Regions from separate parts of the Homo sapiens genome. Here region 2 is linked to region 1. Evidence: read pairs that join two places in POLR2A ChIA-PET (ENCODE). Cell type or tissue: A673. All regions are shown on one strand. Links, peaks and the distances in the headings refer to the core of each region. The heading gives the core; the rest is flanking DNA.

Evidence for each region. Peaks named below come from ENCODE experiments on the same cell type or tissue, not always from the same donor. Only the 100,000 strongest peaks of a DNase experiment are listed, where the experiment ranks them.
Region 2: POLR2A ChIA-PET joins it to region 1 with 8 read pairs; 9 of 35 experiments call an interaction of 5 or more read pairs at or near these places.

Annotation. Positions count from the first base shown.
Region 1 is chr21:32,461,531-32,465,926 of GRCh38, forward strand. All of the region lies in intron 3 of EVA1C (eva-1 homolog C), which reads left to right. Among named protein-coding and RNA genes, the nearest start is that of EVA1C, 51 kb to the left of the region's middle. RefSeq lists an enhancer at 1,956-3,155. In A673, for the core only: no CTCF peak of the experiment used is centred there; DNase peaks (open chromatin) are centred at 2,031 and 2,551; H3K27ac peaks cover 1,823 bases.
Region 2 is chr21:32,399,354-32,403,749 of GRCh38, forward strand. No RefSeq gene overlaps it. Among named protein-coding and RNA genes, the nearest start is that of URB1-AS1, 8.4 kb to the left of the region's middle. In A673, for the core only: a CTCF peak has its summit at 3,962 (motif pointing right); a DNase peak (open chromatin) is centred at 3,998.

The DNA of each region.
Region 1 (4,396 bases), core at 145-4,144:
GAGCAGGACACTGTGATTGTCCAAAGGCTGCACTGCTGCACCCTGTGGTGTGCAGAGCCAGTTCTTATGATGAGAGCCAGTTATGCACATGTCTTACCAGCTCTGCCTGTGTTCTGTGGCATCTGCCACGGTGGGAGTATTTACACCAGGGAAATGGGCAAATGCCACTGATCGGGTTTATTTGTTTGTCTTTACGGAAAGCTATTTTACCAGCAAGGCTCACCGGAACCTTCTTTTCCCTAATGTGCACTATGCTTCCTTCCTCAAAATCTCACCTCCCAAATTGCATCCCTTCAGGAAATGTAGGTTTCAGCGAGGCTTGGATTTAGGCAGTTCTGGGTTCATATTCCTTTCTGCTGCATATCGTATCTGCTGTGTGTTGGGCAGTGTAGGGACACTTTCTAGGACTCAGTTGTAACATGGGATTATGTCTCTTCTGCATAGGGCTGTTTTAAGACTGTGAAAACACAGTGTTGTATGTAACACGCTAGCACAGGACCATGGAGTTGAGCTCAGCAGTTGGTAGCTATTATTTCAATAAGCTGATTCAAATCACTCTGCTAAAGATATGAATGACTAAAGGATATAGTCATGCCTGTCATTTCAGCATTTTGGGAGGCCAAGGCAGGAGAATCATTTGAGGCCAGTCATTAGAGACTAGCCTGGGTAACATAGGGAGACCCCTATCTCTAAAAAAAAAAAAAAAAAAAACAATTAGCAGGGCATCATGGCAGGCACCTGCAGTCCTAGCCACTTGGGAGGCTGAAGTGGGAGGATTGCTTGAGCCCAGGAGTTTGAGGTTACAGTGAGCTATGAGCTCACCACTGCACTCCAACCTATATGACAGGGTGAGATTTATTTACTAAATAAAGAAATAATAAAAATAAATAAAAGTGACTATCTACATTTCAGCATCACTATGCACTGGCAATTGTATGCAATGTCAGTAATAAAATACTCCCATCGCGGCAGATCCTTCCTCTGCCCACCTTTGAAAGGTGGCTAGTGATGTGTTGGGAACAGGCACCCCAAAATCTGGCCATAAACTGGCCCCAAAACTGGCCATAAAGAAAATCTCTGCCACACTGTGACATGTTCGTGATGGCCATGATGCCCATGCTGGAAGGTTGTGGGTTTACTGGAATGAGGGCAAGGAACACCTGGCCCACCCAGAGTGGAAAACCACTTAAAGGAGTTCTTAAACCACAAACAGTAGCATGAGTGATCTGTGCCTTAAGGATGTGCTCCTGCTGCAGGTAACTAGCCAGAGCCCATCCCTCTGCTTCGGCCCATCCCTTTATTTCCCATAAGGAATAGTTTTAGTTAATCTATAATCTATAGAAACAATGCTTATCACTGGCTTGCTGTGATGATTTATGTGGGTAAATCTCTGTTCGAGGCTCTCAGCTCTGGAGGCTGTGAGACCCCTGATTTCCCACTCCACACCTCTATATTTCTGTGTGTGTGTCTTTAATTCTTCTAGCGCCACTGGTTTAGGGTCTCCCCGACCGAGCTGGTCTCGGCAGTGATGTGCTTTTGTGACTGTTGTATCGAAAAGAAGCAGAATGACCCACATAACCCTCTCATTTGTAGGTTGGTGCAAAAATAATCGCGGTTTTTGCCCATTGCTTTTAATGGCAAAAATCACAGTTACTTTTGCACCAACCTAATAAAATGAGGAGGCGGGGATTTCATTGCTCTTGTCATTTAAGCAGAGTCGTGGTTCTACCTTCCCAGGCCCCTGCCATCCTCCCCATCTAAACTCCCAGGAGAGTTGGCAACCCACTTCTGGAAGGCTGCCCACACCTTCTCTAATCTGAGACCAATTGAGAACTCTAACCCAGCTCTAAAACAAATTCTAGTCTTCTAAGAAAAGTAGCAATGATGTTAGTAGTTTCCTAATTTTTTATAATCCAGAAATGTCACTCTTATGTGGCAGTGAATTCGCACATTCCCAAGGAACCAAGTGACTCAACATAACACAACAGTCACCCCCAGGATGTAATGTGACACGCACAGGCCCCTCCGTTCCAGGAGATGGTTTGCCCATAATCTGGGGACGAAATCGCTGGAGGCCTTGCATGTGGGTGTTGCGTTACTGTGGGAGGGTTTTGTTGGCATCAAGGCTACCTTTAATGAATGGGCTTTAATAAATCAAAGAGATGTGGCTAATAAATGCGTTTCATGACATGCCTTAAACAAAACAAAACAAAAAAAAAACCTCTTGTAACTTTTAAATATTTTGATTTATAAAAAAAGAAAAAAAAAAGACTTCCATTTAAAAAGTTTCCAATTTGTGGAGATAAAGCTTGTTTTTGTCCTGCCTTCTCCCATCCTCTTTCTGTGCCAGCTCTGCCATGGGAAGGCATTCTTAACATTTTTCTGAGTTCTTATGGTTGGAAGGGGACTTTGGCTCTTTTGGTGTTTCTATCCAAGCCCTCTTTTCTGCATCAAAGGCCATCGTTCACTCTGGGCCTTTGAAGTCAGGCAAAATTTTGTTGTTGGTGGGATTTAGCATCTACTCATAAACTGCATATAAATGCCAGTGCGGATATGACTCACCAAAAAGAATCGAACCTTCTGACGTTCGGGTCAGACTTAGCAGTCTTTTATCTAGAGAAAGAAAACAAAACTTGCCTTGGCTCTAAGTTTAAGCTGTTGAATTAAGATTCCAGTGAGTGGGTAAAGGGCCTTCGAGACATTTGCTTAGTCACCATTTTCATTTTTCTTCCTCGTGGAGGTTCTTCCTGCGTGTTAAACTACCAGGGCAGGATAGGGATTTTGTGAGCATCTGTAGGCTGGCTTCTGCTCCCAGCCTTTCATTCATCTTGAATGTTCCCGTCCTCATGGATGAAAGGATAGCAACAAAGTTTGCCAGCAGCAGAGCTGGTGGTCCTCTTGAGATTCTGTAGTTTTCCTTCTTGTGGTCCAAAATTTTGTCTCACTGTTGTTTCTCTGCTTTTGGTACAAAGTCATGGAAATTTACAAGGTACAGAAAGATGGCGTTTAGGCCAGGCATGGTGACTCACGCCTGTAATCCCAGCAATTTGGGAGGTCTAGGTGGGTGCATCACTTGAGGTCAGGAGTTGAAGACCAGCCTAGTCAATATGGTGAAACCCTGTCTCTACTAAAAATACAAAAATTAGCCAGGCATGGTGGCGCATGCCTGTAATCCCAGCTCCTCAGGAGGCTGAGGCAGGAGAATCGCTTGAGCCTGGGAGGTGGAGGTTGCAGTGAGCCAAGATTGCACCCCCCGCACTCCAGTCTGGGTGACAGAGTGAGACCCCGTCTCAAAAAACAAAAAGGTGACATTTATATTTGGAAATTATTGTCTTTCATTTTTTAAGTTTGGAGCTTAGCATCACTGACACCAGGATAAGAAGATCCAGCCAGGTGCCATGGCCCTAATGTGTACAGCTCATGCCTTTCTGCAGGGATTAAGGTGGGCGTTTTCAAATTGTGATTGCAGCCCATGGTAGGAAAAGATTTTCACTTTTTGGCCCAGTGGAACACATACTCATATACACACAACTGAAAAAGAAATGTTTAAATTACAAAACAGTGTTTATACTTTCTTCATGTGATGCCCTTTGTTGTTTTCTAAACTACTCTATGCTTTATTTTCAAAAATTGCTGGTTACAACTCACTAATGATTTCAAGACTCATGAATGAACCTCAAATCACAATTTGGAAAACTCTGGCTTGAGGTGTGTTTGGGACCTGGAATCAGCCTGCACTTCCAATCCAGGAAAGAAAAGTGGAAGAACATGAGCACGTGAGAGGAGTGAGAGGCTGGGGTGGAAGAGGTTCTCTCTGGACAGTCTTCCCACCCACCCCAGGCCAGCCCATGACAGCCCAAGCAGTTCTTGCCATTTAACTCTTGTTTGCAGTTAACGCCAATGCTTGTTTGGCTGAAAAATGCACCTGTCCGCTATGTGGTTGCCATTTCAAAGTAGAAAACTCCAGAACAGTGGTGATAGGGTAGAGCTAGCATTTTTAAAAGAATTTTCTTTACAAAATGTTGGCAAGGATAAGAACCACATATGCAAATAAATGACCGTGGTCCCCTTTATATTTTGCTGAGCAAAATATAGTAGCTGGGATTACAGGCACCCAACACCACGCCTGGCTAATTTTTGTAGTTTTAGTAGAGATGAGGTTTCACCATGTTGGCCAGGCTGGTCTCAAACTCCTGACCTCAGGTGATCCGCCCGCCTTGGCCTCTCAAAGTGCTGGGATTACAGGTGTGAGCCACCACACCCAGCCGTGTTAGCTACCATTATTTAAAGATATCTTTATTAAGATATCATTTACATAGCATAAAATTCACATTTTCCAAGTGTACAATCCCATGATTTTCAGTGAATTTACTGAGTAGTGCAACCGTGACCACAG
Region 2 (4,396 bases), core at 92-4,091, 62 kb before region 1:
ATATGCAGTCTAATGGCACATATTTACTGTATATGATTTGATGAATTACCTCCTGGCTCCTGGTAACCACCATTCTATTCTCTGCTTCTATGAGTTTGACTATTTTAGGTACTGCTTATGAGTCCTGTCCTTCTGTAACTGGCTTCTTTCACTCAGCAGACACCCAGAATAATTGAAATAAGGTTATTGAAGGGATATTTGCACTCCCTGTTCATTGCAGCATTATTCATAATCGCCAATTTACAGAAGCAACCTAAATGCCTATCGACAAATCAATGGGTTAAAAAAAAATGCGGTATTTAGTATACAATGAAATATTATTCAGCCTTAAAAAAAAGAAGGAAATCTTGATATTTTTGACAACATAGATGAACCTGGAGACCATTATAGAAATGTGATATGTGATCAAGACAACACCAAAATCAGTGGGAGAAGGGTGGTGTGGTAGATTACAAAATATGGTCACAAATTCCTCCCACCCTGGAATTCATGCCCCTTTGCAATTTGACTTTGCAGTTCTCATTGGGAGGTTGGGACATTTCTTCCCCTGTTGGGGAGCAATTTGGAACCACAGATCTCCAGGGGTAGCTGACTGCCAGTGTCATGATACTGTCATTATCTCTTCATTTAACATCTCCTCTCAGAGTACTCCTGGCTTGCTAGTTTAAATTGTGAAAATTTTCTGCATTAGCCTCATTTTATTTACATTCTTTGGTCTTTACTGTTCATTACTATTTAAATGTGTTAACATTTAAATGACATCTATACTGTAATTTTCCTTTGTCACTATTGAAGTCACCCTGGACTGCTAATTGCAAACATAATCGTATTTTCAGAGAGGTTTATTTTAGGCAGATTGCCCCTTAAGTTGCAGGAAGATGGAAAGAATGGCAGGCAGATCACCAAGAATACTCTGAAGATGAAGATGAATAAAGTGGGTAAGAGTGACTGGGATGGGCAGGGAATGGCAGACCCCTGAATGAGTTAGGGAGTGATCGAGCTTGAATATTTGTGCCACCCAGATCTCATATTGAATTGTAATCCCCAATGCTGGAGGTGGGGCCTGATGGTGGGTGTTTGGGTCATCAGGGTAGATCCCTCATGGCTTGGTGCAGTCTTTGAGATAGTGAGTGATTGCTCGTGAAATCTGGTCATTTAAAAGTGTGTGGCACCTCCCACACCCCAGCTCTTGTTCCTGCTTCCACCAGGTGAGATGTCTTGTCCCTCTTTGCCTTTGGCCATGAGTAAAAGCTCCCTGCAGCCTCCCTAGAAGCAGATACTGGCACTATGCTTCCTGTACAGCCTGTAGAACCAGGAGCCAATTAAACTTCTTTTCTTATAAATAACCCACCCTCTGGTATTCTTTTAGAGCAATGCAAGAACAGCCTAACACACGGAGAAAAGCCAAGGCAACCGATAGGTAAGAAAGAGCCCTCTAAGCAGAAGCTATAGCCAATGCAAAAGCACTGAGGTGGGACAGCAAAAAGGCCAGTGTGTCTGAAATGGAGGGAGGGCGATCATGGTAAAAGTGAGGCCAGTTGGAGTGGCTCATGCAGAGCCTGGTTGGACAAGGTAAAGTCTCCGTAGCATTTGAATTGTCTGGATTTGCCATTCCCAAACTGGGCACCAAAGTGCCCAAAGCACCACATTGCCTTGGAATGTTTTCAAAAGTTGAGGGAAATCCATCAATTCTTGACATCTGTTCATTACCAGGCAAACTACTGGCTCAAGGTAGTTCATAGATTCAACATTAGATTGTGCTAGTTTCCAGCTGGGTGCAGTGGCACACGCCTATAATCGCAGCACTTTGGGAGGCTGAGGCTAGCAGATCACCTGAGGTCAGGAATTCAAGACCAGCCTGGCCAACATTGTGAAACCCCATCTCTACCAAAAAAACACAAAAATTAGCCAGGCGTGGTGGCAGGCACCTGTAATCCCAGCTACTCAGGAGGCCGAGGCAGGGAGAATTGCTTGAACCTGGGAGGCAGAGGTTGCAGTGAGCTGAGATCGTGCCATTGCACTCCAGCCTGGCAACAGAGTGAGACGCCATCTCAAAAAAAAAAAAAAAGATTGTGCTACTTTGGAAGAAGAGATGAAGAGATGAGTTCACAGCTTTGCAACGCTGGGTTTCCGGGGCTTACCATGATGAAAAGCATCAGCCAAGTGTGGCGGTGCCTGCCTGTAGTCCTAGCTACTTTGGAGGCAGAGGCAGGAGGATCACTTGAGCCCATGAGTTCGAGGTTGTAGTGAGCTTATCGAGACACTGTACTCTGGTCTGGGGAACAGAGGAAGAACCTCTCTCTAAAAAAAAAAAAAAAAAAAAAAAAAAAGAGCAAGCACCAAGCTGAAATCAACACGGGTCAAGAAATGATAGTGTGGTATCCAATCTGATTTCAAGGTTGAAGAAATAGTGACATGTCCAACGGGCACACACACCCCATTCGAAATTATCTGTGCTTATTTAAGAATAAAGGAGGACTGGCCATGGTGGCTCATGCCTCTAATCCCAGCACTTTGGGAGGCCAAGGCGGGCGGATAATCTGAGGTGAGGACAGTCAGCCTGGCCAACATGGTGAAAGCCCATCTCTACTAAAAATACGAAAGTTAGCTGGGAGTGGTGGCAAGCGCCTGTAGTCCCAGCTACTCGGGATGCTGAGGCAGGAGAATCGCTTGAACCCAGGAGGCGGGGGTTGCAGGGATCACACCATTGCACTCTAGCCTGGGAGACAGAGGGAGACTCTGTTTAAAAAAGAAAAAAGAAAGAATAAAAGAAAACATTTTTATTTCCATCATATGTATTTACGTATATATGTAAACTGCTTCTTTATTATTAGAACACAAATACTTATGTTGTTTGGACATAGCTATTTAATAAACTTAACAGTTTAGGTTTGGGTTTTGTCCTGGAGCACTTGAAAAATTATTGAGACACTAAAGGTGCCATGAACTGAGAAAGATTGAGAACTTCTGGTCTATACCTTTGATCAGAGCTCACTTTTATTAATTCTAAATTCCCTTTGCGGACTTTGATTCTTTTTTTTTTTTTTTTTTTTTTTTTTGGCAGCCTTAAGCTTTCCCTTGAGAATGAAAATTTAAAACTTGTAAATTTTTTGTACACCCATGTTCATAGCAGCATTACTCACAATAGCCAAAAGGTGGAAGCCATCCGTGTCCATCAATGGATGAATGGATACACAAAATGTGGTATATACGTACCATGGAGTATTTTTCAGTCTTAAAAAGGGATAAAATTCTCACAACCTTGAAAACATTATGCTAAGTGAAATAAGCTAGGCACAAAAGGACAAATACTGTATAATTCCACTTATATGAGGTACCCACGGTAGTCAAATTCATAGAGACAGAAAGTGAAGGCCGGGCACGGTGGCTCATGCCTGTAATCCCAGCACTTTGGGAGGCTGAGGCGGGTAGATCACCTCAGGTCGGGTGTTTGAGACCAGCCTGACCAACGTGGAAAAACCCCGTCTCTACTAAAAATACAAAATAAGCCGGGCATGGTGGCTCATGCGTGTAATCCCAGCTGCTCGGGAGGCTGAAGCAGGAGAATCGCTTGAACCTCGGAGGCGGAGGTTGTGGTGAGCCGAGATCACGCCATTGCACTCCAGCCTGGGCAACAAGAACAAAACTCTGTCTTAAAAAAAAAAGAAAAAACAAACAAGAAAGTGAAATGGTGGTTGTCAGGGGCTAGGAGAGAGGGGAATGGAGAGTTAGTGTTTAAATGGATGCAGTGACTCAATATTGGAAGATGAAGAGATCTGGAGATGGAAGTTGATGATGACTGCACAACAATGTGAACGTACTTAATGTTACTGAACTTTACAGTTAAGATGGCTAATATGGTAAAGTTCATGTTACGTATATTTCACCATAATAAAAATACATTTTTGAAATTCATGGACCACACTCATCACTCCTAAAACATAAATTAAGATTCCCACCTACAGAGGGCGCCATTGACAGTCCTAGTGGCATTCGGGGGTTGGGTGTGCAGGACCCACAACTGCCTGAAGCTCCAGCCTTCTCCTTCCCCAGCCAGCTGCCTGTGCAACAGTCCTCAGCCTCCCCCACCTCTCCCTCACCCTTCTGAGACTTTTGCTGAGGTTTTTGTTTTGCTTGTTTTTTTAAAACTGCTGCCGATCAAGGGGAAACAGACTGGGCATATCCGTGACTACCCCTCTCTTTTCTTCCTTCTAGGAGAGACAAAGTCACTAGAAAAGCTAATGTGGTACCTACATACAACAAGATATCATTCAACCTCAGGAAGGAAGGATATTCTGACACATGCTACAACAACAGGGATGCACCCTGAGGTCATTATGCTAAGTGAAATAAGCCAATTAATCCTGTATGATTCTGCTGATAGGAGGTACCCAGA